6 separate regions of the Homo sapiens genome follow, and all the other regions are linked to region 3. The links are chromatin loops, found by intact Hi-C in ENCODE. Cell type or tissue: dorsolateral prefrontal cortex. All regions are shown on one strand. Links, peaks and the distances in the headings refer to the core of each region. The heading gives the core; the rest is flanking DNA.

What was found. Peaks named below come from ENCODE experiments on the same cell type or tissue, not always from the same donor. Only the 100,000 strongest peaks of a DNase experiment are listed, where the experiment ranks them.
Region 1: a loop joins it to region 3, with 2.7 times the contacts of the local background. A loop is called at or near these places in 2 of 110 quality-filtered maps.
Region 2: it touches region 3 in a loop (2.0-fold over the local background); 3 of 110 quality-filtered maps call a loop at or near these places.
Region 4: a loop joins it to region 3, with 3 times the contacts of the local background. A loop is called at or near these places in 10 of 110 quality-filtered maps.
Region 5: it touches region 3 in a loop (2.5-fold over the local background); 9 of 110 quality-filtered maps call a loop at or near these places.
Region 6: it touches region 3 in a loop (3.0-fold over the local background); 5 of 110 quality-filtered maps call a loop at or near these places.

Annotation. Positions count from the first base shown.
Region 1 is chr21:31,106,909-31,112,214 of GRCh38, forward strand. No RefSeq gene overlaps it. Among named protein-coding and RNA genes, the nearest start is that of KRTAP19-8, 71 kb to the left of the region's middle. In dorsolateral prefrontal cortex, for the core only: CTCF peaks have their summits at 2,260 (motif pointing right) and 3,543; a DNase peak (open chromatin) is centred at 3,683; H3K27ac peaks cover 3,255 bases.
Region 2 is chr21:31,263,778-31,269,083 of GRCh38, forward strand. It overlaps TIAM1 (TIAM Rac1 associated GEF 1), which reads right to left. Exons shown (of 28, transcript NM_001353694.2): 4 at 2,233-3,206. The coding sequence starts at 3,195. Among named protein-coding and RNA genes, the nearest start is that of TIAM1, 78 kb to the right of the region's middle. In dorsolateral prefrontal cortex, for the core only: no CTCF peak of the experiment used is centred there; DNase peaks (open chromatin) are centred at 1,723 and 2,744; H3K4me3 peaks cover 1,637 bases; H3K27ac peaks cover 1,800 bases.
Region 3 is chr21:31,345,507-31,350,812 of GRCh38, forward strand. It overlaps a transcript of TIAM1 not described here. Among named protein-coding and RNA genes, the nearest start is that of TIAM1, 3.9 kb to the left of the region's middle. In dorsolateral prefrontal cortex, for the core only: CTCF peaks have their summits at 2,102 (motif pointing right) and 2,305; no DNase peak of the experiment used is centred there; H3K4me3 peaks cover 1,360 bases; H3K27ac peaks cover 812 bases.
Region 4 is chr21:31,512,112-31,517,417 of GRCh38, forward strand. It overlaps a transcript of TIAM1 not described here. Among named protein-coding and RNA genes, the nearest start is that of TIAM1-AS1, 44 kb to the right of the region's middle. In dorsolateral prefrontal cortex, for the core only: a CTCF peak has its summit at 2,734; a DNase peak (open chromatin) is centred at 2,720; H3K4me3 peaks cover 945 bases; H3K27ac peaks cover 1,047 bases.
Region 5 is chr21:31,218,591-31,223,896 of GRCh38, forward strand. TIAM1 (TIAM Rac1 associated GEF 1) reads right to left here. Exons shown (of 28, transcript NM_001353694.2): 8 at 4,816-5,001. Among named protein-coding and RNA genes, the nearest start is that of TIAM1, 120 kb to the right of the region's middle. In dorsolateral prefrontal cortex, for the core only: no CTCF peak of the experiment used is centred there; a DNase peak (open chromatin) is centred at 2,232; H3K4me3 peaks cover 334 bases; H3K27ac peaks cover 1,122 bases.
Region 6 is chr21:31,469,925-31,475,230 of GRCh38, forward strand. It overlaps a transcript of TIAM1 not described here. Among named protein-coding and RNA genes, the nearest start is that of TIAM1-AS1, 87 kb to the right of the region's middle. RefSeq lists an enhancer at 676-1,639. In dorsolateral prefrontal cortex, for the core only: CTCF peaks have their summits at 2,616 and 2,823; DNase peaks (open chromatin) are centred at 1,166 and 2,697; H3K27ac peaks cover 4,365 bases.

The sequences.
Region 1 (5,306 bases), core at 119-5,118, 240 kb before region 3:
TTTCCAGGTACACGGTGCAAGCTGTCAGTTGATCTACCATTCTGGGGTCTGGAGGATGGTGGCCCCCTTTTCACAGTTTCACTAGGCAGTGCCCCAGTGGGGACTCTGTGTGGGGGCTCCCACCCCACATTTCTCTTCCACACTGCCCTAGCAGAGGTTCTCCATGAGGGCCCTGCCCCTGCCGGAAACTTCTGCCTGGACATCCAGGTATTTCCATACATCCTCTGAAATCTAGGCAGAAGTTCCCAAACCTCAATTCTTGACTTCTGTGCACCCGTAGGCTCAACACCACGTGGAAGCTGCCAAGGCTTGGGGTTTGCACCCTCTGAAGCCACAGTCTGAGCTGTTCCTTGGCCCCTTTTAGCTATGGCTAGACCAGCTAGGACAAAACAGGGCACCAAGTCCCTAGGCTGCACTCAGCAGGGGAGCCCTGGACCTGGCCCAGAAAACCATTTTTCCCTCCTAGGCCTCAGGCCTGTGATGGGTGGTACTGCTGTGAAGGTCTCTGACATGCTCTGGAGATATTTTCCCCATTGTTTTTTGGTGATTAACATTCGGCTCCTTGTTACTTATGCAAATTTCTGCAACAGGCTTGAATTTCTCCCTAGAAAATGCATTTTTCTTTTCTGTTGCCTCATTAGGCTGCAAATTTTCCAAATGTTTATGCTCTGCTTCCTCTTGAATGCTTTGCCACTTAGTAATTTCTTCCGCCAGATATCCTAAATCATCTCTCTCTAGTTCAAAGTTCCACAGATCTCTAGGGCTGTAGCAAAATGCTGCCAGTCTCTTTGCTAAAGTATAACAAGAGTCACCTTTGCTCCAGTTCTCAACAAGTTCCACATCTCCATCTGAAACCACCTCAGCCTAGACTTTATGGTCCATATCACTGTCAGCATTTTGGTCAAGGCCATTCAACAAGTTTCTAGGAAGTTCCAAACTTTCCCACATCTTTCTGTCTTCTGAGCCCTCCAAATCCCTAGGAAGTTCCAAACTTTCCCACATTTTTCTATTTTCTGAGCCCTCCAAACTGTTCCAACCTCTGCTTGTTACCCATTTCCTTTCTTACTCTTCCCCTCTGTATTGAGACTTCATCTCAAAAAAACAAAACAAAAAAACAGTGTGTATCACTTCTCCTTTTGCTCTCTTCCTCCTGCTCCAGCTGGCTTCCCCTTTGCCTTCCACCATGATTGTCCATGCTTCCTGTACAGCCTGTGAAACTGTGAGCCAATTAAGCCTCTTTTCTTTATAAATTACCCAATCTCACGTAGTTCTTTATAGCAATGTGAGAATGGACTAATACAATTAATAAAACATTTCAGAGTCATTTCAGAATCTAACCAATGACTTGGACTTTTCCAGCTTGAGATGCCAGCTTTCCTCTTGCCTCCCCAAGACAATTTTATTTTTGCCATGTCAAAATTTCTTAAACATAGTATCTACCAAGGTACAATAGGAACATTTCCTTGTAGAAAGCATGACCATTTCTTAACTTATAAAAACAAGCTCCATGGCAGAGAGGGATCCCCTCTGAGGCCCCACCACATGGCAGTGGCAGCCTGGGATCCCACTCCCGGGATTAGTGATATTGCTGGAGTCTGTAGATCTGAAACATAAGAATTATCCTGGACAAGCTGTCTTCATAAGAGAGCTCTTAATAAATAAAAATCAGACCAACTTTTCTGGGCTATTACAGAAAAATGAGCAAAAGAAAATAACAACTGAAGGGTAGCAAATATAACACCTCAAAATTTGACACTTTGGCATAAGGAACCTTTCTTTTCTTTTTTATTTTATTTTATTTTTTTTTGAGACCAAATCTTGCTCTGTTGCCCAGGCTGGAGTGCAGTGGCACAATCTCGCCTCACTGCAACCTCCGCCTCCCAGGTTCAAGCGATTCTCCTGCCTTAGCCTCCTAAGTAGCTGGGATTACAGGCATGCACCATCACGTCTGGCTAATTTTTGTATTTTTAGTAGAGACGGGGTTTTCCCATGTTGGTCAGGCTGGTCACGAACTCCTGACCTCAAGTGATCTGCTCGCCTTGGCTTCCCAAAATGCTGAGATTACAGGCGTGAGCCACTGTGCCCGGCCGACATAAGGATTCTTCTGAGATGAAGGCAATTGAGAAGAAGCAGATAGGAGAAAAGCTCTCTGCCCTTCCCCTATTTGCCTAAAAGCAAAACAGATTTACATCAGGGTCCCTCCTCTCGTCTTTACCAAAAAGAGATGACTTTACAGCCTTATCAACCTGAAGATGGCACCAGAGGAATCCACATGACAAACTAGCCTTTATCCACCCTTAGTTTCCTTTCTGTTTATTTGCCTTCCCACAATTTGCCACCCCTAAAGACTGAAGGTCCTTTTCCTTGTCTTGTCACTTCTCTAAAGATGTACTGCTCTTTGTTAAAGGTACTATATACAGCAAAGTTCTCAGCCACCTCTTTGACAGTTACTCTTTCTCTGAGTTTTCTCCCATGTGTATATGAAATATACTTGTTAATCAGCTTCTGTTTGCTTTTAATAATCTGTCTTTTGTTACACAGATCCCAGTTAAAAACTAAGAAGGATAGAAAGAAAAATTATTTTCCTCTCACAGGCAATTACAAGTTTTAAAACTCAAATATAATTTTTTAAGAGAATTTCAAGATCAACTGCTTAAGAAAGAGCAGTATCAATAAAACTCTGGTAGAATTCTCAAGTGTGTTCCTTATAAAAATTGAGTGAATAATATAATTTTAAGTAAAACAAATTGTGTATGCCCTGAACAAGATTAAGAAAAATTAAAAAAAAATGAAACAGTTGATGGAATTTCATGTGTATTTGTACTATAGATTTTTTTCTGGTGTGCAGAGTTATAGGAGAAATCTGAAATTCAACCAGAAAAAAATATTTTAGTAAATTTTTCCTATCTTAGCTAAGATATAGATTATGGGTTTTAATTCTTTTTTAATTCCCAAACTGGGGTACTTCAGACTCAGCTATCTGAACATGAATTATTGAGTAATACAGCAGTGACACAGGGCTCACCCACAAATTGCTAGTTTGATTACAGCTTCCATATTTGCTTTAAAAATCAGGCCGGGCGCAGTGGCTCACCCCTGTAATTCCAGCACTTTGGGAGGCCGAGGCAGGCAGATCACGAGGTCAGGAGTTCGAGACCATCCTGGCCAACATAGTGAAACCCCGTCCCTACTAAAAATACAAAAATTAGCCAGGCATGGTGGCATCACCTGTAGTCCCAGCTACTTGGGAGGCTGAGGCAGGAGAATCGCTTGAACCTGGGAAGCGGAGGTTGCGGTGAGCCGAGACGGTGCCACTGCACTCCAGCCTGGGCAACAGAGTGAGACTCCGTCTCAAAAAAAAAAAACAAAAAAAAAAACCAGTACAAAAATTGAACACACTTTCAAGGTAGCTTTTCCATTATTTAAAATTCAATATGAAAATGTTTATTTTTATTCTAATCACTTAGATCACTTTTAAGTCTAGATTAACTTTTATATATTTAACAGGGCGGTGAATAACTTTACAAGTGGATACAAAACTGTAATTAGAATAAAGGCATTTTCCAGCTTGTTCTCTACAAATGCCAATTTTCACTTGATTTGTCAAAACCAGAGCTAGAAGCTTCCAAAGCGAACTTGGCACCATCTCATCATCTCAGAACACTGAGAACATTGAGGCCCTGCAGCTTTGTCGATGTGGGCTGCGGGAGGGAGAGAGAGACACAGCAGGTGGTGACCACTAATTGGTCACAATGATAAAGTAGGTATTATTATCCCCACTGCAGAGGTGCAGAAAGAGACACAGAAGCATTGGTGTTTTGCCCAGGTTCACACAGCTGGTCAACAGAAATGTCAAGGTTCAAGCACACAGGGGGCCCACCCCAAAGCCCATGCACTTCCTCTCCATTCAGACGCCCTGTTCTCAATACAGAGGGGAAGAGTGAGAAAGCCTGGACTGCCCTCGACAATAACTCTGACTTCTCTGTAAAAATTTCCAATTTCTTCTCAGAAACTCCCTAAGATAATTTTGAAAATATATTCCTTCTGACAGCTAAATGTCATAATAAATGTTTTTATTACCAATTTAAGTAGTTTCAAAGGATGCTATGTCTGGCTATGGTAGATTACTGCAGTAATGGTCCCTAAGGAGTCACACTTCCCTGGATCCATGACCCTGGAGAGTTCCTTCCCAACTGGACACACGGCTTGCTTTTGCCAAGGGTTATGAAAAGGTGAATCAGGAAGAAGCCTGAAAATCACTTGTGTTCTGGGGCTTGCTCCTGCTACTCTTTGGAACCTGCAGTCACCATGTAAGGAAGCCTATGCTAGTCTACCGGTGGAAGAGAGACCACGTGAAGCTCTCCTGGCTGAGGTTCCTAGACCAAGCAGCCTTCCAACTGACACATACGTGAGGCCACAGGGTGTGAGAACATGCAGCCCCAGCTGAGCTGAACCGCCAGCTGACCACGGAGCTCCACCAACCCAGCCAAGTCCAGAACTACCCAGCTAAACCCCCAGATTCATGAACAGCATAAGTGCTTGTTGTATTAAGCCACTAAGCCTTAGGGTGCTTTTGTTACCTAGCAATTGATACACTTACATATTATAAAATTTGATATTTTCAAATAAAACTATTATGTCAGTTTTAATGTATCCAGTGTATCCAAAATCCCAAATCAATTTAATGCTCATCATCCATTCAAAGGATACATTTAAAAACTCAAAAATTTCACATCATTCCTTTTTTCTTTTAGCCCCATTTTCTAATATCCTATTATATCCTATTACCCTATCAAACTTCTCTAGAACAAAGATCTAGATAAATGTCTATGTTAAAAGTTTTGGCATTTCCTATGACCATAAAGCTCCAACTATTTTTTTAAAAAATCACTTATGGATTGTGTTATCACTGCAATTATTATTGGTAGACGATTGACCAATATAAAAATATATCAGCTAGGCACAGTGGCTCATGCCTGTGATCCCAGCACTTTGGGAGGCTAAGGTGGGAAAACTGCTTGAAGCCAGGAGTTCCAGACCAGCTTGGGCAACATACGGAGATCCTGTCTCTACAAAAAATGTAAAAATTAGCCCCAGGGGTCATGGCATGTGTCTGTAGTCTCAGCTGTTCAGGAGGCTGAGGTGGGAGGATCGCCTGAATCCGATTTGAGGCTGCAGTGAGCTATGATTGCGCTCTTGCACTCCAGCCTGGGTGACAGAGCAAGGCCCTGTCCCCCTCCACCGCCAAAAAAAAAAGTGTATGTATATATATATATATATTTTAGTAAAAGGTACCAAGGTTTATT
Region 2 (5,306 bases), core at 101-5,100, 82 kb before region 3:
TCACTGTATCCTTCTCTAAGCTCCGAAGGCCCCATAGATCATCTCTTTGAATCAGCCTTGCAGTGCCAATCTGATAATGCCTTCAAGACAGCCCTTCAATCCCTTTCAGGTGACTCTTTAATAGGTCACATATCTCCATGATCTGTCCAATTGACAGTGCAGAAGTAGCCCTCGCAGGGTAGACAGAGGGGCTGCAGGTGGGTTATCTGGTCATTTGTGTCATTACAATCTCAATTCAGAAGAGATGGGTTTAAAATTCAGGGAGTGCATCTGGAGGCAAGCTTCAGGCTTACGTTCTCAGACCACAGATGCAGCCTTGGTAGCAACTTGGTTTCTAGGACACAAGTGTTTTTTTTTCTTTCCTTAGAGTCAAGGGGTACACGTGCATGTTTGTTACATGGATATATTATGCAATACTGAGATTTGGGCTTCTATTGAACCCATCACCCAAACAATGAACACAGTACCCAATAATTCGTTTTTCAACTCTTGCTCCCCTCCCTCCCAGCTTTTGGAGTCCCCAGTGTCTACTGTTTCCACCTTTATGAGGTACTCAAGATATTGATCCAAACAACTACCCCGAGTCCTCAACCCATATGCCTCCACTAACAATGATGAAAATTACAACAGCTAACAAAGTTGCCCTTACTGGCTGCTTCCTAAGAACCAGGCACTATGCTTCACATATTATTTCATTCTACTTTCTCAAAAAACCTTATTACCCCCATTTGACAGATGAAGAAATTAAGGCTACAAGAATGTGAACAACTTACCCAAAGTCACTCAGGTAAGAAGACGTGGAGCCAAAATATCCGGCTTGGACACCATCAGCAAAACCTGTCCTCAGGCAGGAACACAGACAGTCTAATGCCGATTTTCTTTTTCTCGGCTTCCCCTACATCCTCCATCCTATGCCCATTATATTTAGACCCCCTTTCCAGCAGAACATACCCTTGAAATGCCCATTTGACTTGCACTGGAGCAAGGCTGGAAGGTGCAGTACCACCTCCTACTGGGCAATCAGAGTGCTGACTGCAGGGAAGTCTGCTGGTCAACCTTGAGGCTGCTCCGCCATTCAAGGCAAACGGACCCAGTCTGGAATTTTAACCTGAAGCACCATCTACAAACCACCTCCACATCCTCAGCAAAAGCCAAGACTCCCTGAACTCTGCCTCAGAGAACAGAAGTACCAGAAAAGGCCCAATGCATGCAGGATTACTCCACATTTCTTTCTTTCTTTCTTTTATTGACACAGAGTCTCACTATGTTGCCCAGGTGGGACTTAAACTCCTAGGCTCAAAGCATCCCCCTGCGTCAGCCACCAAGCCGGCTCAACTGCCCAACATTTTATTATCCTAATCTTAATTATCATTGCCAGCTAAGGTAATGGTGCCTCCATTCACTAGGAAAACACTTTCAAAATCTTTTTTTTTTTTTTTTTTTTTTGAGATGGAGTCTCGCTTTTGTTGCCCAGGCTGGAGCGAAGTCTCTTAGTTTCCTCCCCACGGTTTCGTGCACTAGACCCCGAAGCAGGCAAGCTGAGCATCTTTATCCCCATTTTTCAGAGGAATGACTAGAAGTCAGGGTTTGCCCAAGGTCAAACAACTAGCTGGTTGCAAAGTAAGAATTGGAAGCCACCCATGTTATTCCTTCCGCTACACCTCCCTCCAGAGACAGGGCTGGCCAGCATCGCACGGAACAGGAAATTGAAATGGCTCCCGGTAAGGCAGCGAGCCTGCCAACCACCGAGAGAAGCTGACAAGTGACCCAAACCCGCCCAGAATTTAAAATGCCTCCTCAGAGGAGTTGCCGACTAACCTCCTCCCACCTGCTGCAGTGAAGAAATAAGTTCCAAGAGTCTGCAACCCACCATGCCTGTTTTTCCACGGGAAGGACCAAGTTAGAAAGGAAGCTTGAATAAGTGGGATGCTGTTGAAGAACTAAGATGTAGAAGCAGTTTCCCAATATGAACTTACTAGCTTTTTTCCCACTCCTATCACATCGCCACTCCCCCCACACACTTCCCTTAATCCCCACCCCTTAACCACAGAACTCTAAGAGGGGCAAAGCAGAAGAGAGAGAAATCCTCCCAAAACAGCACCAGCTGCAGCAACTACCAGGCAAACAGGGTAAAACCCGATTAAAAGATGGAAATCTTCTAAGAGCAAAGTCATGCACTTAAAGAGTCATGCACCATTCCCAAAATATTGAAACAAATTTCAATCACTTTACCTGAGTTGTTTTAGCTCTTCTGCCTTGCATGCTGTTGCTATGGCTAATTTGTGGGTTGGTGGCACCTTCAGAGAGACAGTGAGATTTCCTACAGGGAAGTGTGTTATAATTACTGTACGGAGGAGTCTCTTCAGCAGCAGCTGGTGGCATCTTATGGTTTGCAAGATTGGGAATATCAGACACCAAATTCCGACAGTAGCCTGCAAATTTGCTCCCCGGCCCCCCGTTTGCTGTCACTCCAGAGTTTTTCTGAGCATACAAGTCACCCAAGGAATTGGCTCTCTGACAGGTGCTGAGCTGCCGCGGACTCGCCCGCGTTTCCATCCCCCGAGCCTCCTCGCAGTCCTTCTCTTCGGCGGAACCCAAGATTTCTTCGTTGCTTGTTAAATGTTCTTGGCTCAGATCAGAGAGTGAGAATTCCAGGCTGTCCTCCCGCCAGATGTCTGCAGATTTGGAGCGTTTCTTCTTAAAGCTCGCCGTCTCCATGAAAGTGGGCCCATTGGATGTATAGGAATGCTGCCTCCTGCCTCCCTCAGCCAAATATGTAGCGTCATCCCCGTAAAGCCTGCTCTCCTCAGTGTCTGGCATGCTCTGCACAGAGGCTGCTGTGAGGACGATGCTGCTGTCTACGCTGGGAGTGACAGAAGAGTCAGTGTAAGACACAGGTCTCAAGCCCATGTCCACTCGGTCCACCCAGATGGGGCTCCCGAAGTCTTCTAGGGTACCATCTTGGGAGAAGGGCTCCAGGCCATTTTCAGCCAGGGACTGGGGGATGCTGGGGGTGCTGCTGGATCGGGTGCTCACTTCGGAGTTCCTGTGGATCACCTTCCCCGAGGAAGCGTGCCTGGTCCTCCGCGTCTTGTGCGAGAGGCGCAGGGAGCGGGAAGTGTGCTTGCGCCCCAGGCTGGCATGCTTTTCTCCATAAAACTCGTGCTCTACATGTTGACTTTCTGCGTTTCCCATGGTTTTATGGTCTGCAGCAAAGCGGGGGGAAAGGGGAGAATTGAGTCACTATTAGTACAGGTATAGGCATCTTAGAGAAAGCGCTCAGCCTGCAGGGAGGGCAGAACACCTTGGCTCACAGGGGTTGTTAGGTAAGTAACAGCACAACTTCCTATATGCACCTGGTAGGTTCTCGGACTCTTACCTGGGAGCAGGTGAACAGTAACATCATCTACTGAGACTGCCCCCTGAGATGTGAAATGAGCTCATAAATATGAGCATCAGAGAGTTAGACTTGTCTCTGCCCAGAGAGAAGATGGCCACAGGCCATAGCTGAGAGCGCTGCTTTTGGACAGCCAGAAACTCTGCTGACCTTGTCTTCCTTACTAAACATTTGAAGTTCTGCTCCTATCTATACATTGAAAACTCTGAAAGTACAAACCAAAATGTTCACCAAGGGAGTAATTTCTGTTTGAAATGATACACATATTTCAAAAAACAAAACTTAGAGGTGCATTTGGTAACCTCCTTCCCTCCCTGACAATGGGTACGTTTCGTTTTTTCATTTTTTTTTTTTTTTTGGCTCTATTTGAGCTCTAATGATACTTCAAAATCAATCAAAAATGGAAAACCTCAAGGTGTAAGTCTGATCAACTTTTCCTAGTAAATCAAAGTCAAAAATTAAAAAAAAAAAGCTTTGACCTTTAATGTCACAGCCTTCTGAGAACCTGGATTTTGGGGCATTTGGGGAGGGCTATGGAGGGGTGGTGGGGATGGGCAAAACAAAATAGAAAAAAATAGAAACTCCGCTCTCTGCTTAGCAGTAGATTAATGGGTTTATTTCTGGGAGCAAATCCAACCTGTGAACATTAATCTGGTACAGCATGCCCTGCAAACAGAAATTCACATTGTGAAACCACTAAGTGTGATTCCGCCTTCTGGGGCCCCCCAGGTTAATTCAAGTCCCTCCTTAATATTTTTACAGTCTCTCTCACTGACCCGATGACACAATTCTGTTACCCACAGTGGGAAAGAGAAAAATCTTCAAAGCTCGACAACTGTGACTCTACTTAGCCTATTCTTGTTCCATGAAGTCTCTCTAGCGCACTTCAAATTGTATGCACTTAAGATAACGCACATGAAAATAGCTGGAAAGGAAAGAAGAAAAACAGAGTAACTGGGCATATCTCTGAGGTGGTTCTTTTAACCACCTATAGAGCCATTCATTCAGAAAATACACATTGAGCACCTACCATGTTCTAGAAGCCAGAGATACAGCAGTGAACAAAAGGGACACATCCCCTACTCTCATGAAGCTAATTTCTAGCCAGGGAAGGCACGTGATAGACAAGAAAGTAAAAGCATCGTGGTGAAGCAGGAAGTGATATTACCGTGATCATTGCAAAGAGATCGAAAGAGCCTGGAACACAATATACCTTCACATTGATCCCAGACTTACTCTATAATTCCACTGTTCAGGCTAAAACGTTGCTGAAACTCTCACCAGCACATCTTCACTGAAATAAAATTTGTGGCAACACAAAGGGAAACCCTCCATTGAATGTTCCAGTGAGTTCAGGGGTAACTCATACAGACACCAGATGTTAAGCTGTTCCCAGGCTGGAATATTCCCCACCAGGTCACACATCACAGGAATCTCAGAGGGAATTTTCCAATAAAGACAATCTCTTTTTTACTAGGAGCAAGTAGATTTCAAAGCAATATGTTCACGCTTCTCTGGTATCTTTAAGAAGCAAGAAAAAAGATAAAAACGAAAAGATCAACGGTCTGTGCACAACCATTTATATTATCTAAATTCCTAAGAATGGTACATGCTACATTTCTTACAAGTAAAATAAATAAATATGCATTTCAATAACACTAAAGGCTTTGACCAATGCCTTGGAGTTCTTTATTTTTTTAAAGTACATATTAAGATACCTGGATGTGCCTATGTAACTATATGTTTTGCCAATAAATAAAGACTTAGAACCAATGTTAGTCACAGCCCCATTTTAAGACTCACATAGGTTTAAATTTAAAAGAGGAAAGAACTATGAGGAAATAAATTGAGTAAAAGGCAAAACTGTCGCCTCAAATATGCTAAGATTTACCCTCCTCTAGCACATATA
Region 3 (5,306 bases), core at 153-5,152:
TGTATATGAACATGAAGAAAGAGATGGCTGGTTCATCTTTACATTCTTGGTAAAGAATATAGGCTGGTATAAAGGCTGGTATAGCAGAAAATTTAATAACCACCTGATAAATGAATTAAGCAAATAAACAAAAGAGTACCCACAAACACATCTAAAGGAACAGAATGGGCACGGTGGCTCACGCCTATAATCCCAGCACTTCGGAAGGCTGAGGCAGGTGGATCACCTGAGGTCAGAAGTTTGAGACCAGGCTGGAAACACGGTGAAACCCCGTCTCTACTAAAAATACAAAAATTAGCCAGGCACGGTGGTGTGTGCCTGTAATTCCAGCTACTCAGGAGGCTGAGGCATGAGAATTGCTTGAACCTGGGAGGTGGAGGTTGCAGTGAGCCAAGATCACACCACTGCACTTCCAGCCTGGGTGACGGAGTGAGACTCTGTCTTGAAAATAAATAAATAAACAGAATGAAGAAAGAGAAGAATGTTTGGATACAGCAATGGTCCTTAGTTGGAGGTGAATTTGCCTCCGGGGAACATTTGGCAATATCTGGAGGCATTTTTGGTTGTCACAGCTGGGGGTTGCTACTGATATCTAGTAGGTAGAGTCCAGAGATGCTGCTCTACATCCTATCATGCATATAACAGGCCCCCACGACAAAGAATTATCCAGCCACAAATGCCAATAGTGCTGCTGCTGCTGAGAAACCCTGATTTAGAAGTTTCACTATCACCTGTCATTTAATTAATGTATTCCATCTATTCCATATAGCATCATCAATTTGAAGAGACTCTCCAGGGACTTAGAAAAACATGAAACAACACTTCTCCTTTTCCACTGTGCAGCATTCAATCGCTGAGAACCATACATATGGGCTCAGAAGAAAGCAGACACTGAGATCAGAGGCAGGAAAGCATCCCGTGGTTTTGGGTGCAGCCTTGGCATCCATGCACTCACCAAGCTACTGACTTACGCTGAATCTGGATGAAAACAATCATGAAGGGGATGGGAGAAGGATGATGTAAAGCCAGGCGGGACTGTCTTGAGAATCAGAGATCGCGTACTTCGGGGAAGCCGACATGGTGTGCAGCGAGAGATGTGACAGATACTGAGACAAAGCAGCCCCATCGAGGCCCATCAGTCATTTCTCCATTGACAATTATGAGTCTCCGCTGGAACTACTCCACACACAACAGGAAGGCGCTTCATCTCATTACAGCATATAGAAAAGAATGTTACAAATCACTCGTGGGAAGAGGAAGGCAAGCACCATGAAGTCAGTGGTCAGAGCATCAGAGCAGTGGGCTTACACGGGGAGCACATCTTGCCTACAGGTTTTCTGGTCTCATGATTACCTAAGAAGGTTTCTTTTAGCTCTGGGTGGGTGGGGGGCATATACTTTTTTTTCACCTTCTTTCTGATATTATTATTTAATTTTGCATGGAGGGGGAGAAGAGCTTTTTGTTGTTACTTAGTGTTTCTCTAAAGGGGACGTGGGGGAACAGTAGGTTTGCTCATCTTGAATTTTCTTAAAGCCACATATATGGTGGGGACGCAATACATACATGTTGGATTAAACCAAATAGTCCCCACCTTCTTCCCTATCTCTCAGGCCTAAAAATAAAGGGTCCCCTGTAGATGCTTCTAGAGAAGAATAACTTGAGATCAAGAGTCTGAGCAACATGTGAACACGTTACATAAACCCTGCTGGCTCCATACAGTGGCGGGCAGGTTTTCACAGATCTGAACAGAACGGCTTACCTGATAGTGATGAAAATACAGCAATATCAGAACTGGAGAGGCCCCAGGCATTGGCCTTGGGCCTCGGAGGGAAGCAGGACTTAGCATCCAAGAATTTACTGCTATAGCAGAAGGGCTGTGTCCTCCTGCCCAGGAAGATTCCCCCACAACACTAGTAGACAAGTGGGCAGTAAGGAAGACGCCTATCCCTCTAAAGGTACCAGTTTCTTAACCTGCAGTTCTGAAAGCCACTCGTTTTGCTTTTTAAGTCATGCGAATTTCGGAAAAGAAAATGTGAACGCAGGTCCGAGCCCCATCAGCAGCAATGAACTTATACACAAATGTACAGTATTTCTGCTCCAAAGAAATGCAACCAGTAGAGGGAGCACAGCTGACTTTTGTTGTTAATTTCTCAAGATCGGGATGAACCTGGGAATGACGCTAAATGATACAAAAATAACACACATCACCGCAAAAGAAAAGATGCATGCACGGACGTTCAGAGAAACTGCAAACCCTGACACCCTTATGCACGAACGTTCAGAGAAACTGCAAACCCTGACAACTTTATGCACGAACGTTCAGAGAAACTGCAAACCCTGACACCCTTAGGAGGTATGTGAATTGTTAGTGGATATTTGCACAAGAGCTGGCTAAACAGACAGAAGAGGACTACATAAAAAATAAATTCATGTTGGAAAACAATATGTGGCATGTGGAGAAAAGGTCACAAAGGGTTAAACTTCTTTTTCCCTTTGTCAAGTGGATTTACACTCAGAAATGAAAACGTATGGAGAGTTTATTTAAGCATATTCTCTCCAAAAATTTTAACTCAAGTGTTTAGCTTGCTCACTCTCTCTCTCTATATATTAGATCTACAATAGCTGGGCTTTAAAATTCCTTTCAAATTGCATTCTCAGTGACAGAGATGACTTCCAAAAGCAAGCATTTTCTGGATTGCTCTTCAGGGGTCTCCAGAACCAACTTGGTCAGGAATCAAGGTGTCTTCAAGATCTGCGAATTTGAAGCCATCAGCCACAATGGAGCTTACCTCCACCTTTTCAAGCCTTCATAGAACAAAAACAAGGTAAGAAGTGCTGGCACCAACGCGTCCTCACCTATGTCACCTAGCAACAATGTTATCAGCAGCAAGGCCAGGGAAGAGTCTCCTCCTCCTCCTCGTGTTAGGTGATACGCAACAGGGGTGTCAACACCGTCAAATTACCTGAATCCAAACACGATTTCCCAGCATAACTGCAGTTCCAAATATGCATCCTGTTAATGGAATCCATATTTGGACTGCTATGGAAATGCAGAAGGTTTTTCATAACTACATTTTGTGGTTGACTACCAACGGATTGCCAAAATCAATTTTTTATATTTGAAACTGATGAAAGGTCTAAATATGGATCCATCCCACACACTCCCATGCTAGGTAATCTGAGGGTCTGCTTGGGAATACGGACATGTTTGAAAACACTGCAAACACTTGTTTCAGCCCTGGATGGGGTCTTTCTATTCTCTGAGAGACAAACAAGGTTCACCTTTCTAGGCAAAGTTTTAAAACACAGTCTTCATTAAATTTGATTTGATACAAGAATGTTTTACAACTTCAAAGTAAACCTTATGCCAACCAAACTTAGAGACTCTTTACATAGTTTTCTCTATCTGAAAACAGAATACCTAACAAATACATAGAGATATTCTTAAAAAATACAGGGCCAGCCAAAAAGAGGCCAGGAAACTCTAATAGCTTTTAAACACCACCTCCAGAATGCATTGCAGGGACTGTGTGGCAAATTCCCTAAAATCCAAGGGCTTCAATTTCCTTTACTATAAAATGATGAATGTTCGATTTAATTTTCTCTGCCTTCTGAGCTCTATCTTCCAATTATAAGTTTCCATGATTTTAAAGCCCCCATTGTTTTCATTACCCCAAATTAGATTTCCTTACAGAAGAACAACTTTCATCTAACAAGTCAAAGTCAACAGGGTCAGGACTCCTTGGTAGCCCACATTCTTCTAAGTGAAGCCAGGTTTGTAACTGAAAGGGTGAAGGGAAAAGGGAGGAAGTGCAACCAGAGTTAGATAAAGATAACAAAGAAGGCCAAGGAAACATCCGTGAGCTCTTAGCTCCCACCAGCAATAAACCATATGGGGCCAGATGCTGTCCCACCCACACACACAGTAAGGCTTTTGATTTCAAGGGCCCTGGGTGCCTTGCACAAATGGTGCATGTGTTCACGGGGGGTAAAAGCATCGAAGTTTTTCCTAGTTTGGGACCTTTCAGATACCTCCCTGCTCGGCAGCAATAAACAATAATAATTGTTATTGGCACTAGAAGTAAGATAATATAGAATAACTAAGAAGACAAAAAGTCAAGTTCTAATTTCAGTCCTGCCATTTCTTCAAAGAATGCCAGGATAGCTTTATAATCCCCAGTATAGCCTCTTGAAAAAGCTGGGTCAGGGAGTATCCCATCGGGGAGGCCTCATTGGGTCATGAGAGAAGCAAGGATACAAAATGAGAAGAGCCGGTTCAAGTCCAGGGTCCAGCGACAACCAGAAGAGTAACTCAGAGCAAGTCCCTCTGCCTACCCTTCGGTAAAGTGGGAACTTAAAATAATAGATGCCTATTGGCAATGGAATGCATGGGTTAACAGGCTTTGGACTGGGCACATGCCCAACACTGTCTCTAAATGGGCGAATGGGCACTAAACATGTCAAGACAATTTTCAATCAGGAAATAAGCCAACCCTGTTTCTTAAACGATCTTAGCATTTATAATGTTCTCAATGTTTTCACATTGACGGTGCTATTTTGGCAAAAAGTACAGTTCTGGCACTAGTTACGTGTCAGATAACAGAATGGAGGTCCTTCCCAATGGGGTCACAGAGGGCTCACCCTCTTGAGCCCTAAGCCTTCCCCAGAGAGTCCCTACTGTGGGGAAGTAGCAGGCCACCCTTGTGAGGGTGGACGCAGTGAGCCACAAAGGCCCGACACTAACCAGGTCCAACCAATTTAATGGTATTTAATGGTATTCATGGGTGGGAATCATTTTGATTTTTATTTTATACTAAGATACAGTAACTGTCACTTTAAAATTTTGGGGGGCCAAAACATACTGGGGCAGGGAGTGGAGAATGACGCTGGCTAAGAAGGTGATATAGTTTGGATATCTGTACCCACCCAAATCTCATGCTGAATTGTAATTTTTGGTGTTGCAGATGGGGCCTGGTGGGAGGTGATTAGATCATGGGGGTGGATTTCTCATGTAGAGTTGAGCACCATCCCCTTGGTGCTGTTCTCGTGATAGTGAGTCAGTTCTCGCAAGATCTGGTTGTATAAAAGTTTGTGGCATCTCCCCGCATCTCTCTTTTGCTCCTGCTCTGGCACGTGACATGTCTGCTCCTGCTTCTCTTTCTGCCATAACTGTAAGTTTTCTGAGGTCTCCCCAGAAGCCAAGCAGATGCCAGCATCATGCTTCCTGTACAGCCTGCAGAACCATGAGCCAATTAAACCTCTTTTCTTTATAAATTACCCAGTGTCAGGTATTTCTTTATAGCAAT
Region 4 (5,306 bases), core at 190-5,189, 170 kb after region 3:
TTTGAGATAGGGTCTCACTCTGTTGCCCAGGCTGGAGTACAGTGGTACAATCTTGGCTCACTGCAGCCTTGACCTCCTAGGTTGAAGCGATCCTCCCACCTCAGCCTCCCAAGTAGCTGGGACTACAGGCACATATCACCATGCCCAGCTAATTTTTTTTCACTTTTTGTAGAGGTGGGGCCTCCCCTGTGTTGCCCAGGCTGGTCTCAAACTCCTGGGCTCAAGTCATCCACCCGCCTCGGCCTCCCAAAGTGCTGGAATTACAGGTATGAGCCATCTCATCTGGCCACAATTTTATTTTTACTGTTGTCACAACAGCACTATATAAATCAATGAATGGCCTGTGACCCAGTTTGAAAACTACGGACACAGCCCTCTGCAAAATCCTTCCTACTTCATTTTTTCAGAATATTTAACTCCAGGGACTAAATTCTGAGGAAAACTCCCGGGACCTTCTTTTCTTTTCCAGAGTCAAAGACAGTCCTGTCTTTTTCTTTTTTCTTTTCTTTTTTTTTTTTTTTTTTGAGACAGGGTCTCACTCTGTCACCCAGACTAAAGTGCAGTGGCGTGATCTTGGCTCACCGCAACCTCCACCTCCCAGGCTCAAGCAATCCTCCCGCCTCAGACTCCCAAGTAGCTGGGACAACCGTTGCAAGCCACCATGCCTAGTTAGGTGTTTTTTTGTTTGTTTGTTTGTTTGTTTTGTATTTTTGGTAGAGACGGGATTTCACCATGTTGCCCAGACTGGTCTCAGACTCCTGAGCTCAAGTGATCCTCCTACCTCAGCCTCCCAAAGTGCTGTGATTACAGGCACGACACACGGCACCCAGCCAAAGACAGTCTTTTCTAACCATAGGGAAAACTATAATGTTCTAAAATAAACAATATGAGACTGGACACTAAAGACTATGAGGAAACAGGCTTCCAGAGGGCTAACTGCTCTATGCTAAAAATTCAGTGAAGTTTAACATTTACTCTTTTTTAACATAATTCTTAACTTCTAAAGCAATGCTATTTATTTTGTTTAATAAACATTTTCACACATGCCATATATATATGTTCCATACATATACACGTACCATGTTCCAGACACTATTTTAAACCCTTCACAAATATTAACTCATTTAATCCTCACAATGACCCTATGAAATAGGTAAACTATATGACACCATTTTACAGGTGGGGAAACTGAGGCCCAGAGAAGCTACCTGCCCAAAGTTAAGAGCTGGGATTCCAGTCCACTAGTCTGTGCTGCTCTAATTGATTTCTTCATCAATTTTCTCACTATCTCAGGTGCCCCTGTTCGCTATTAAGCGAACTTCCTCTTGAGTTTCAATGCTACCATGTTGTGAAATGCAAACTCTTAAACAAACAGCCCTGCCATTCAGGAGGGTGACCCACAAGCTCTCACCCTTTCAGCAGTCATCATCCCTTCCATGTTCTTTAGCAGTAGAATCAGACTGTCAAAATTAGCTCCTTAGAAACCAGAATATACCTATATTGAAAGAGCTAACTTCTGGATCTGTTTTAATGGAAACTCTTGTACAGATACCATGCCCTTCAGTTGTTTTCTTTAGGGTCAATCTAGACCTACTTGTAAAAATAAGGTTCTGGAGCCAGATGCAGTGACTCATGCCTGTAATTCCAGCACTTTGGGAAGCCGAGGCGGGTGGATCACCTGAGGTCAGGAGTTCAAGACCAGCCTGGCCAACATAGCGAAACCCCATCTCTACTAAAAATACAAAATTAGCCGGGCATGGTGGCATATGCCTGTAATCCCAGCTACTCCGGAGGCTCAGGCAGGAGAATCACTTGAACCTGGGAGGCAGAGGATGTAGTGAGCCGAGATGGTGCCATCGCACTCCAGCCTGAGCAACAAGAGCGAAACTCCATCTCAAAAAAATAATAATAATAAGGTTCTGGCACATCCCCCAAAGGCCTGCGACAGAGGGACATTTCTGGAAGGAAAATTCCCTTGTATTTCAAAAGCGGCTCTGACCCCATCCTCCTGCCTCATCCCACCCTCAATTGTATTTCATGATCTAAGAGGTGAAATTAAGAACAGACTCCCTGACTTGTAGAATCAAAGATGTTTGCCCCCACACATAATGCAAACCCAAGATTAAAGAAAGTAAAAACCGTTTAAGACCAAAAAGGCAATTATCCAACCAATCTCGTTTAATGAGAGAATTTACAAATTCTAGGTTCTTCCTTCTAGGGTTCTAAAGATTAGCCACCAATTGCTCAGGGCCAGCAAAGCAGCTGCCACAAATGTTAAGTTCCTAGCTGGAAAGTTAAAAAAATCATATTGATTTTTGAACTTTGGGAGGCCAAAATGGGCAGATCACCTGGGGTCAGGAGTTTGAGACCAGCCTGACCAAGATGGTAAAACCCCATCTCTACTAAAAATACAAAAAAAAAAAAAAAATAGCCAGGTGTGGTGGCAGGCACCACACCTGTAAACCCAGCTACTCAGCAGGCTGAGGCACGAGAATCGCTTAAACCTGGGAGGTGGAGATTGCAGTGAGCCAAGATTGCACCGCTGTTCTCCAGCCTGGGTGACAAAGTGAGACGCTTATCTCAAAAAAAAAATATTGATCTGAGTTTTGATACAACCACAGTCCTCCAAACCTCCAGCGTTCTGAACTGCAGAGTGCACGCCTGGAGGTCTGGAGTGTGGTCCCTGCTGATGCAGCTGCGCTGCCCTCTCTCTGCAAGAAAAAGGCCTCCTGCAGCCCGCAGCTGGGTGGAACCACGGGACAAAGCAGACTTTGTTCCAGCGGAAAGCCGATGTTAGGAGTTGGGAGAGATGGAAAGCAAGATAGAGTCACTTTATTTCTTGCTTCCAACTCTCATTATGTCTATTACACAGGCACACGACAGCTGCCAGACCCAGAAGTAGGCAGACGGGCCTTGCCTGGTTCGGTGACTCTTTTGCCAAAGGACATTGTGGATTTGACTACACTTTTGCAGAAACCCAAGTTTGGCCCTGGACCAAAAACCAGTCCTACCCTTTGTTATCCACCTTTTACCTTTCTTCGCTATCGACCCACAGGCCCCAACTCCAAAATCATGACCCACCCTCCCCACGCAGCCCTCATGTGCCTGGAGGGCCCCTTCTTCTTTTGTCTCTCTAGGAAAATCTCACCATCTTCTAGGTTGAGTTAGATACTCTATCCTCCATCCTATTGCACAGAAATCCTCAAAGTGTGGTCCCTGGACCAGTGGCATCAATATCAAAATCTGTGCACTGTGCCCCAGATCTACTGAAACAGAAGCTTGGGGTGAACCAGCAACCTGTGCTTTCACAAGCCCTCCGGGGGTGTTGATGCCCACTCAAGCTTTGCCCACTTCAACAGCCATAATCACTACTTTACCTCCTCCCTACTTAGCTTAGGACTCTGTCATTGTAAGTCCCTCAGAGTCTGGCACAAGCTAGGCACCCTATAAACACCCAATTGTTGAATTAAGCTAAATAACCTCTTCTAAAACTTGAAAGGGCAGTGTGAAATCGACAACTTTACAGGCTGCTGAACCTCCACCACCATCTTCAGACATGCAGCGCCAGCAACACCCAGGAATCCTGCAGAATAAAATCCTGCAGAATAAAGCCAGACTCGGTCAGAATTTCCATGGAGCAAGTGATTTGGGAAAAATTAATATGTGGCTCCTGTTCATGACCATTGTCTGCAGTAAGATTCTAAAACACACCAGGGACTGGACACATGGCTCACACCTGTAATCCCAGAACTTTGAGAGGCCAAGGCAGGCGGATCACCTGAGGTCAGGAGTTCGAGACCAGCCTGGGCAACATGGCAAAACCCCATCTGTACTAAAAATAGAAAAATTAGCTGGGTGTGGTGGTGTGCACCTGTAATCCCAGCTACTCAGGAGGCTGAGGTAGGAGAATCACTTGAACCCAGGAGGCGGAGGTTGCAGTGAGCCAAGAAGGCGTCACCACACTCCGGCATGGGAGATACAGCGAGACTCCATCTCAAAAAAAAAAAAAAAAAATAGGGGCTGGGCACAGTGGCTCACACCTGTAATCCCAGCACTCTGAGAGGCCAAGGCAGGCAGATCACCTGAGGCCAGGAGTTAAAGACCAGCCTGGCCAACATGGTGAAACCCCATCTCTACTAAAAATACAAAAATTAGCCGGGAGTGGTGGCATGTGCCTGTAATCCCAGCTACTAGTGAGGCTGAGGCAGGAGAATTGTTTGAACCCAGGAGGTGGAGGTTGCACTGAGCTGAGATCTCGCCACTGCACTCCAGTCTGGGTGACAAAGAGAGACTCTGTCTCAAAACAATAAATAAAATTAAAAAATAAAACACACTAGGGCAATGTTGGGAATGACACTGGTTTATGTCTCAAAAGGAGTCTTCACTGGCTCCATCAGGACAGCAGAGTTGAACCACTCCCTAAGGAAGAGAATTCTCTAAGAGAAATTAACCCACAGTATTTGGTATAACGTCCTCTTGCCTCATTAGAGCCACTGATTCCAAGCTTCCACCCTGCAAAACTCAACACACTATTGGTGCTCACACAACTGGACTTACCCTAAAAAAAAAAAAAAGAAGGAGAAGAAAAGATAGATAAAAATCAGAATAAAATTGAATAACAGGGCAGCACAGCACAAAATCCTTAGAAATATAATGAATTCAGGCTGGGCTCGGTGGCTCACACCTGTAATCCCAACACTTTGGGAGGCCGAGGCAGATCACGAGGTCAGGAGTTGAAGACCAGCCTGACCAATATGGTGAAACCCCATCTCTACTAAAAATACAAAAATTAGCTGGGCGTGGTGGCGGGCGCCTGTAGTCCACCTACTTGGGAGGCTGAGGCAGGAGAATCACTTGAACACAGGAGGTGGAAGTTGCAGTGAGCCAAGATCACGCCGGTGCACTCCAGCCTTGGCGACAGAGCAAGACTCTGTCTCAAAAAAAAAAAAAAAAAAGAAAAGAAAAGAAAAGAATACAATGAATTCACATGTTCTAGGCTTCTCTCTTTGCCAAGCACTATGTCAGGGTCTTCAAGGCTCACAGTGCAGCGGTTAAGGCTACAACTCTAAAGGCAGACCACACAAGTGTTCCCTGCTCCATCACACGATCTCAGGAGATCTGTGTAAAGAGCTTTAAAACAGACTGAGGGTCATGGCTCGTGCCTGTAATCCCAGCACTTTAGGAGGCCAGAACAGGAGAATCACTTGAGGCCAGGAGTTCAAGACAGCCTGAGCAACATGACGAAACCCCGTCTCTGTAAATAAATAAATTGTTAAAACTTTAAAACGGTCCTATAATATAAAAAT
Region 5 (5,306 bases), core at 94-5,093, 130 kb before region 3:
GAATCTCATATGTAAGTGAGCATGCAGCCACTGAGTCCAAGATGACTTATTTTCCTTGCAGTAGGGCATGGATTGGGCTTAAGTCCTGGTCAATGGCATACAAGCAAAAAATATTTGCAACTTCCAGGAACTGTGCTCAATGGGAGGGGGCTTTCTGTTATTCTTTCCGCTATCCTATCTGTTTTCTTTTTCCTGATAAAAGGAAGGTCTGTGTTGTGGTCTAGGATGTCCCTACCTAAGCCTTTTCAAGGATGGCAGAATAACAAGACAAAAGGGACTGGGCTCACTGAAGATGAAGGCACCTTACCAGACTTGCATCACTTACATGTCCTATGTTTAGGTAAATGGGAAAGAAAACTTGTATTTTTTTGTTGAACAAAAGCTAAACTCTGTCGAGGTATTACAATGTGCCAGCAACCCAGAGAAGCATTTCCTTTTTTTTTTTTTTTTTTTTTTTTTTTGACGGAGTCTCGCTCTGTCACCCAGGCTGGAGTCCAGTGGAGCGATTCCAGAGAAGCATTTCACAAGGGAACACCCTAAATGTAAATCTGTCACCAGGATAATTGCTCAAGTAGAATCTCCACAAGGACTCCAGAAAGTCCTCCCAGGCAAAACATTCAGGCTTGAACTTTATCCTACCAGGTGGCAAGCAAAGTCCCAGGAATTTAAGGGAACTTCTGCCAGAAGGTCTCCATGGGCCACCCACCCGCTCGCCTTTCAAAAAAGGGAGTGGCAGGAGGAACAGCGAGTCAGACTTGAAATGAAACTTCTCCACCCACTCTTTTGTTGCCAGAGGTGAATGTCTTGGAACCTACTTGTAGATTCCCACACAGGCAACTCCCAATGTGACAGATGCCAATTGGCAGCAATGCAGGGGATGAGGCACTGTTGGTAACATGAGGGGCCTCCCCAGCAGTCAGCGTGTTGGTTGGAAGGCACGCCCCTCTGGGGCTTCAGTACTGACAATGTAAACACCGCAGAAGCCCCACGGGTGGCAGGGACCCCTACGTACATTAAAAACAGGAATCAAAACGGCTTCTCTACAAGGGTATTAGAGGGAAGGTTTTTGGACCCAAACAAAAATAGGAAGATGAGGGAGCTGAGAGGTCTTGCATTTTGCATTTTCTCAGCTTAGCACGTTAAAAAAACAAAACAAAACAAAAAAAAACCCCAGATCAGGGCATAGAAAAATGTGGTATCCAAGACACTGGTGAGAATTTTCATGAGAAAGATCTTAATCTAAGATTACACCGGAGGTGTCACAGGGAACAAAATCACAAGACAAACACACCGTAAAATATGTAAAAATTTTCTCTTCTCTATTTTCATCACTTTCTCAGTTAAAGGTAAACAAAGGTTGTAAAAGGAATAAATTATAACATGCAGACATGCATATGCTCACATGACTATGTCAACACTGAATAAATGGTGTTAAAAATTTTTAAATTCTAGAGGAAAAAAATGTCCATTTGGCCTCACAGTCATATAGTCATTTTATAAATAAATCCAGTCATTAACAGTGACACATACATAGAGGCAACCGTATAAAATACGTCGACATATATTACTGTTTGCTTTCTTCATACACACAGCAATACCTGTACTTACTGTGTCTAGTTAATTGTTTACTTATTTCTTACCCTTCTCTCCCACAAGAATATAAGCTTCAAGAGGACAGGATCTCTGCGCTGTTCACTATAGTCCTAATCACAAGGATAAAACTGACGGATGCCAGGCACTTACATACATTTGTTGCTTGAACAAATAAATACATAAATACCACAAAGCAAAAGCACATCCTATATAACACGGTGACAACAATGGGTGCATCACACCAACACGGCACATGTATACATATGTAACAAACCTGCACGTTGTGCACATGTACCCTAGAACTTAAAGTATAATGTAAAAAAAAGAAAGAAAAAAGAAAACTCTTCAGTTTACAATTTCCAGACAAAGACAGCATGAAAGAGAAATTCATACACCCATAAATATTCTCAGTTATCAGCTGACTAGTTAGTTTAGTCTGTTTAACAAACACTTTACTTAAGTTTCTTATAAGCAGTAATTCTAAATTGCTTGGGGCCTTGTAAACTGCAAAAGTAACCACTATCCCCAAGACAATAATGACTCAAAATGAGCAAAGGGATTTAGAAAAAGGGCTGGCAGAAGAACTGCTGGACCAGAGCTCAAGAGTTTCCCAATGATCTTTGCCCAGACAATGCCTCCCTTTGTGGCCTGAACCTGATTACTCTATCATTCTGCTCATCTGTGCAAACAAGAACAATGATAACCTTCTTTCAAAGAGTACAGCGAGGACCCTTCAGTTAATTACTGCAAATCACTCAGCATTATGGGAAGCTTTCTCAGTGAATGCTACTTCAATTGTAGCTCCCCAATCTACCCAGCCCTGTTACCCTCACACCTCCTCCTTCCTCCTCCCCCACTAAAAAGAAGAAAAAAAATTTCTGGACAAAGACTAAATTGAAGAATGTTTCAACCCCAAGGAGAAAAAAAATCCCAGGGGTCAAATGACAAGGAGAGGAGGGAAAGAAAATAAGAGTTCCTAATAAATCAGACTGCAAAATTCCCTGCCCGGGATCTTCCACAGGAGCTAAAGCAACAAATAGGAACAGACACCCAACAGGCTCGCCTGACTTGTTCCGGCTGAAATGAAACCCCTCATAGAAAAGAGAAGTTGCAGGAACATATTGAAACACCCAGACTTGTATCACTGACAAAGCGAGCAAAAACCCAAGAAAGGAACAGAGAGTTGAACGTATGGACTTCAATGTTCTTTAAAACCACTGACCAAAACACCTCAGAGTAACTAACTCTCCCATCCCCATCTTCAGCTGGCCAAATTTTAATAGCCTGCCCCCCTGAAAGAAAAGTACACACACATCACAGACATTGAGATGAAGGAAATTAGAGGGTCCGAAGATGAATTATGGAAGAGTAAAACGGTAACCTTCTCAGGGAGGCTGCGCCCAGTGGCTTTGAAGAAAATAATGAAAGCATACAAGTTTTAGGGAGAAAGCAAAATTATTTTCTCCAAAATCTAGCAAGGTACAGTAAGAGGAGGAAGCCACTTCGATGCTCCGGGTTTGGTATTAATACAGATGGTACCTCGATGACATCACGAGTTCCCTTCATAAAAATGCGTCCTCAATGGATGATATTCTGACAAGGAGATAAAGAAGAATTTCTATCCTAGTTTTTTTGTTTATTTTTGTTTTGCAGAATAGGCGAACTGAGATTTGGCTAAGTTAAAAATTGGTGTCCAGGTCTCCAAGAAATAGATCTGGAGTCAAAAACTGAAAACGTTTTGTAAGTTTATTCAACACAGCACTTTGTCCCACCACTACTGAAAAAACAGGATTTAATAGCTGTATGGAGAGGTGGTAGCCAGGGAGACCAAGAGCTGAGCTGTAATTAGCAGAACAAATCAGGATGCCAGTTTTAATAACTCCAGAAATTGGTTTAAGACTTCTTTAAAAATGTAAATCTACCCCTAATTATCTGAATGATGATGCTAATCTATTTATAAAGAATACAAACGCCTCTGACTGAATTATAGCTCTGAATGCAATTGAAGGGTACAGCTGACAAAGCAAGAGAAGAACAGCACAGCTAAGGTTTTACAAAGCAGTTTCTGGAACCTGAGACTTAACATTTAATTCTCTAGCAAATGTGCTAAGGTGCAGTACATTCTAAGTGGGTGTCGACTTGGAAAGACTAAAACCATGTTACTCATACAGCAATTTTTGAGAAGGAGCCAAAAGTACACAAAGCTGCTCGCAATTTAGCAAGTACATGAAATTACAGATTATAAACACACAACACAACTATACAATCTGCCGCTCTAGAGGTCAGATGGAAATTCCCTTCCTCAAGCAATGCATATATGTTCAGCTGGCGAATCACAGAGTTCTTCGCCTTGCTCTAATGCATCGGGTATTCGTGGTCATCAAAACAATGGTAAAAATAAAGTGAAATGGAGAGCTCCAAAGAGATCTGTGTTCCATATATGGTGTATGTGTGTATGTATGTGTGTGTATATATACATACATGTACACATACATATATATATATATATATATATATATATATATTTTTTTTTTTTTTTTTTTTTTTTTTTTGAGACAGAGTCTCACTTTGTCACCCAGGCTGGAGTGCAGTGGTGCGACCTTGGTTCACTGTGACAACCTCCTCCTAGGTTCAAGCGATTCTCAGGCTTCAGCCTCCTGAGTAGCTGGGATTACAGGTGTATGTCACCACACCCAGGTAATTTCTGTACACTTAATAGAGACAGGGTTTCACCATGTTGGCCAGGTTGGTCTCGAACTCCTGACCTCAGGTGATCCACCTGCGTCGGCCTCCCAAAGTGCTGGGATTACAGGCATGAGTCACTGCGCCCAGCCTGAGAATGCATTGATGTATGAGAGTGAGCACTCCACTCACCATTCCCACCAAGTTTATATAAAAAATATGTATTTGGGTTCCAAACATGACACTGTCTAAAGATGACAAGAGCTATCAACAAATACTACATGTGAACAGCGCTGAAGATGGTACCCTTCATATTTCCTTTGCACAATAGCTTAGGCCCCCCCATCAAGAGATAGATGCTTAAGTAATATATTCCAGACAGGTTTAAATGGAAATTTGCATCCACTGCAAAGGGAGGGCATTTCAGAAATCCATACACAGCAGGAAGCTCGAAAAACACTTAGGAGACTCTTGTCAAGTCCTGCTCAGGATTAAGCGTCAAGCTTAATGTTTTTCAAAAATTCATTAGCTTCTACTCACCAGGGCATGAAACGATGATACCGAAAAGATTCCAAGGCGGCCCATGGCCACTTTCGTTGGTCGACTTGCAAAAGCGAGAAGCCTTTTGGGGTTTGGCAGCTCCCCACCCTGAAGGCTGGCTAAATAACAGCGGAAACGAAACAGGTCCATTTGGAACTGCTCGAGATTTTGCTCCCAGACAAAGATCTATGGTAGTGAAAACACGGGAAAAGAAAAAGTGAGAAAATGGGAAACAAATGCTAATATCTTTATCCTATACAGATCTATATGTCGTAAAGGCATTCATTATAATCCTAAGGAATAAACAACAGGTACCTAAGTTTCTTAGTTACTTATGTTTCTTCTGCAAGATCTATAGCCATAAATTCAGCATCATAAATAGAAAGTGACAAGTTCCTCTGTTCCCTCCTATCTTGGAGTTCGTACTGGGGGCATGATAGGTCTATCAACTCCAAGATCTGGACCACAAACTCTAGACTCCAGAAGTAAAA
Region 6 (5,306 bases), core at 53-5,052, 120 kb after region 3:
CAGGCATGGGTAGGGGCAGGTGTGGCGCACTGTCTGAGGAGGCTCCGAGTGTTACGAGTGTCAGTGAAAACCTTGAATTTTTTTTTTTTTTTTTTCTGAGACACAGTCTGGCTCTGTCACCCAGGCTGGAGTGCAGTGGCGCGATCTCAGCTCACTGCAACCCCTGGCCCCCTAGGTTCAAGTGATTCTCCTGCCTCAGCCTCTCAAGTAGCTGGGACTACAGGTGTGTGCCACCACACCTGGCCAATTTTTATATTTTTGGTAGAGACAGGGTTTCACCATATTGGCCAGGCTGGGCTCAAACTCCTAACCTCAGGCGATCTGCCCACCTCAGCCTCCCATAGTGCTGGGATTACAGGTGTGAGCTCCCACGCCAGGCTGAAAACTTCAAATGTTATTTATTTATTTACTTATTTATATTTCCTTGAGACAGAGTTTCACTCTTGTTGCCCAGGCTGGAGTGCAGTGGCACGATCTCGGCTCACTGCAACTTCTACCTCCAGGGTTCAAGCGATGCTCCTGCCTCAGCCTCCCAAGTAGCTGAGATTACAGGCATATGCCACCAGGCCTGGCTAATTTTGTATTTTTAGTAGAGACAGGGTTTCACCATGTTGGTCAGGCTCGTCTCGAACTCTTGACCTCAGGTGATCCACCCGCCTCAGCCTCCCAAAGTGCTGGGATTACAGGTGTGAGCCACCACACCTGGCTAAAACCTCGAATTTTCTACACAAAATTGTGTGTATGTGTGCATTTTTCTGAAAAGAGAAATCCAGAAAGGAAAAGGTCAAAATGTTTCTATATCCTCAAAAGGTGACCAAAAATTTTAAGAGACAATGCTGCCGGGAAAACCATGTAGAAACAGCCACTGTCTCCCCAGGAGAAGAGAGAGGAACCGGCAGGTGGTGGGTACCCAGGTCAGCTCCATGAGCAGGAATGCCACCTCTTCCCTTGCCAAGGGGAGCTGGGCTGGAGGAAGGACCAGCACCACCCCTCCAGCCGCCACCCACCCCCGAGGGGGCAGCTGGGATGGTGCGTTCCTGCAAATCTCTCACAGCTCCCTCTCAACACTCAGTGACATTTGCAAAGCTCATCAGCCCAGCAGGTGTCGGATGCACAAGCAACAGCAAAAGCAGTTCCGGGGCTGGGGAAAATCTCATCGTGTTGTTCTGAAAACCTCCGGGCTGCTGAGAGTCTCCAGGCAGCAAACCAGGAGGGAAAAAATACTCAGGAGACAAGAGAACAGCAGAGCGGACCACACAGGAAATGCCCAGGTGGGCACAACGAAGCCCGGAGCTGTCTGCAGATTCCTGCCCCGGTGGGCATCGGTCAGCCCTTCCGGAGCCCAGATCCGCCCCTCAGGAGCTGTGTGGGGAGGATCAGCGGCCCCCTCCCACTAGGCTCGGTTCCCCCCTTTACCACACAGACACGATCATTCAGAATGAACCTCATAGGGCTGTTGTGGGGTCAAGGAGAAAATGTGCTTTGCATGTCACCAAGACCCAGTAAATGCCTTCAGATGTGTGTTGGGATTAGTATCAGAGCTCTTCTCTGTTTTCTTCCCTGCAGGGGTGATCACGGGTACAAACAAACAGCAGGTGACAAGGGAGGTTGATGGAATCAACTTCCCAGTTCCACAGGGCCCTTGCCCAAAGGGAGTGGCAAGGGCTAGGTAAGGTGGCTTATACCTGTAATCCCAGCACTTTGGGAGGCTGAGACGGGTGGATCACCTGAGGTCAGGAGTTAGAGACCAGCCTGACCAACATGGAGAAACCCTATCTCTACTAAAAATACAAAATTAGCCAGGCATGGTGGTGCGTGCCTGTAATCCCAGCTGCTCGGGAGGCTGAGGCAGGAGAATCACTTAAACCCAGGAGGCAGAGGTTGCAGTAAGCTGAGATTGCGCCATTGCATTCCAGCCTGGGCAACAAGAGCGAAACTCCATCTCAAATAATAATAATAATAATAATAATAATAATAAAGGGAGTGGCAAGCCAGCCAGGCAATGCCACCTGAGAGGGGCGGGAGCCTTGAGTCCACAGGGAGCCCTACAATGATCTCCATCTCCCATGCTGTGGTCCCTTTTCCAGCTGTGTCAGTGTCCTCAGCTCAGAGGCACAAGGCTGTTGTGGTTAAGAGCCTGGATGGGGAGCCTCGGTGGACACTTGGTCTTGCCATGAACTGACTGGACGGCCGTGTGCAAGTTATATCATCTCTCTGTGACTTAGTTTCCTCATCCATAAATCAGGATGATCATAATCATAGTACCTGTGTTTCTGTGAGGTTTAAATAAATTCAAACAAAGTTATCAGAATAGTGTCTGGGCCAGGCTCAATGTCTCACGCTTGTAATCCCAGCACTTTGGGAGGCTGAGGCGGGCAGATCACTTGAAGGCAGGAGTTTGAGACCGGCCTGGCCAACATGGCTAAACCCCATCTCTACTAAAAATACAAAAATCAACTGGGTGTGGTAGCACATGCCTGTAGTCCCAGCTACTCGGGAGGCTGAGAGAGGAGAATCGCTTAAACACAGGGGGCAGAGGTTTCAGTGAGCCGAGATCGTGCCACTGCACTCCAGCCTGAGCAACAAAGCAAGACTGTCTGAAAAAAAATAAATAAATAAAAATAGTGTCTGGTGTGCAGCAATAACTCAATAGATGCTGGCTGTCACATGCCCCGCATGTTTCAGTGAGTTTCCAAGGACCATTAACAAAGAGGCCTCTGTGCTCCAGATACTGGCACCACCAGCCCATGAGCCTACTACTACATGGCCTTGATCCTAAGATGGGTTCTGTAATTTAATGTTCCTAAACTTACAATAGACATGCACATTTCACATAGATTTTCTCATCTGTTAAATGGGGATAATAACAGCATCTAGCTAACAAGATTAGTGGAGGATTAAGGATTAATATAAGCAGAATGCTTTGAACAGAGCTTGGCATGGCGTACGCATCAGAAATTGTCCTCTGCAGGTATTTTCACCGTCATTACAGTAATTGATCTGATCTGCTGCAAGTCTTCGCACTCCAGTCAAATGTGGAAATTCTTCCTCACCCCTCACTCAATCCAGGCATCACCTGACCCTGGTACCAAAGATGCACGGTCTGGAGCTGGCAAGGGAATGGCCTCGGTAAACAGAAAGATGCTGTGGAGTTTCAGGCATTTTCTGGGGTTTTCCCACTCTGTTGTCTTCCCAGAATTAGTTACTTACAAAAAGAACATGGCAGCCAGGCACGGTGGCTCACGCCTGTAATCCCAGCACTTTGGGAGGCCAAGCGGGCAGATCACGAGGCCAGGAGATCGAGACCATCCTGGCTAACACGGTGAAACCCCATCTCTACTAAAAAATACAAAAAATTAGCTGGGCGTGGTGGCGGGTGCCTGTAGTCCCAGCTACTCGGGAGGCTGAGGCAGGAGAATAGCGTGAGCCTGGGAGGCAGAGCTTGCAGTGAGCCGTGATCGTGCCACTGCACTCTAGGCTGGGGGACAGATCAAGACTCCATCTCAAAAAAAAAAAAAAAAAAAAAAAAAAAAAAAAAAAAACATGGCTTAGAAGTTGCTGAGTTGCATATTAGATCCCAGGTTGATTTAAGGTTAATTTTGTTTTTTTTTGCTGTTGGAGTAATTTTCAGGTCACTATGTTGGCTTCTTGGTGGCCCCTGGAGCACAGCTGGCCTCCCGTCAGTCTGAGGGCCTCATGGAAAATAAACCTTTAGCAGGGGCACACAAGGAAAACAACCGGAAGTGGAGAGAAAAAGTAGCAGGAAAGGGGTCCCAGTACAGTCAAAGATCAGCGAGTGAGCCAGGGATTGAGACAATCACTAAATCAGTGGCCTCCACTGTCCGTAACAAAGTCTGAAATAAGTTCCATAAAATCACTATTTTCCCCTCCTCTGTCACCTTAGCTGGTGCCGCCCTGCACTGGAGACTTGCAGAATCATTAGTCTGTTCCTGCACTGCTATAAAAAAACACCAGAGACTGGGTAACTTACAAAGAAAAGAGGTTTATTTGGCGCACAGTTCTGCAGGCTGCACAAGAAGCATGGCACCAGCATCTGTTTCTGGTGAGGCCTCAAGAAGCTTCCACTCATGGCAGAGGCAAAGGGGGAGCAGACATGTCACAAGGCGAGAGAGAGCGCAAGAGAGAGAAGGAAGTGCCAAGCTCTTCAAACAATCAGCTCTCCCATGAACTAACAGAGTGAGAGCTCACTCATCACCATGGGGATGGCACCAAGCCGTCTGTGAGGGATCCACCCCCATGACCCAAACACCTCCTGCCAGGCCCCACCTCCAATACTGGAGATCACATTTCAACATGAGATTTGGAGGGAACAAGCATCCAAATCGTATTAGAGAATATTAAACCAATTAGGGTACAGTCAATGAAAGGCAGAATCCTAACAGCACAGACTCTGGGTCAGGACACCTGGATTCAAATCCTGGTTCCCTCAACATTTAGCCATGTGACCATGGTCCAGCCCCAGGCACTCTGTGCCTCAGTTTCCTCATCTGTAAGATGAGGATGGCAGCAGCTAACAGGCAAGTGAGGTGTAAATGAATTAATATATATGAAGCTCTTAGAAAAGTGGCAGACACACAACAAGCACTCACAAACCTTTAGTCTTTTTTTTTTTTTTTTGAGATGGAGTTTCACTCTTGTTGCCCAGGCTGAAGTGCAATGACGTGATCTCGGCTCACCGCAACCTCCGCCTCCCGGGTTCAAGCGATTCTCCTGCCTCAGCCTCCCGAGTAGCTGGGACTACAGGCATGCACCACCATGCCCGGCTAATTTTGTATTTTTAGTAGAGACGGGGTTTCCTCCATGTTGGTCAGGCTGGTCTCGAACTCCCGACCTCAGTTGATCCGCCTGCCTTGGCCTCTCAAAGTGCTGGGATTACAGGCCACCGCTCCCAGCCAACCTTTAGCCTTTATTATTCTTCAGTTCCTGCACCCTGGGAGCCCTACAGGGAAAACCTGTTTAGGGTAAGGAAGGGAACTTTTCCAGCTTCCTGCAGCCGGTGAAATGGGAAGATAATTGGAGACCCACAGAACAGGATTTGAATTGCAGCCGCTCCACATATAAGTTGCTGTGAGCTAGTTTTTTATTATTATTATTATTATTATTATTATTATTATTATTTAGTTTTAGACAAGGTCTTACTCTGTCTCCCAGGCTGGAGTGCAGTGGTTTGATCACAGCTCACTGCAGCATCGACCTCCCCAGGTTCAGGTGATTCTCCCACCTCAGCCCTGCAAGTAGCTGGGACTACAGGTGCACATTATCACATCCAGGTGATTTTTGTATTC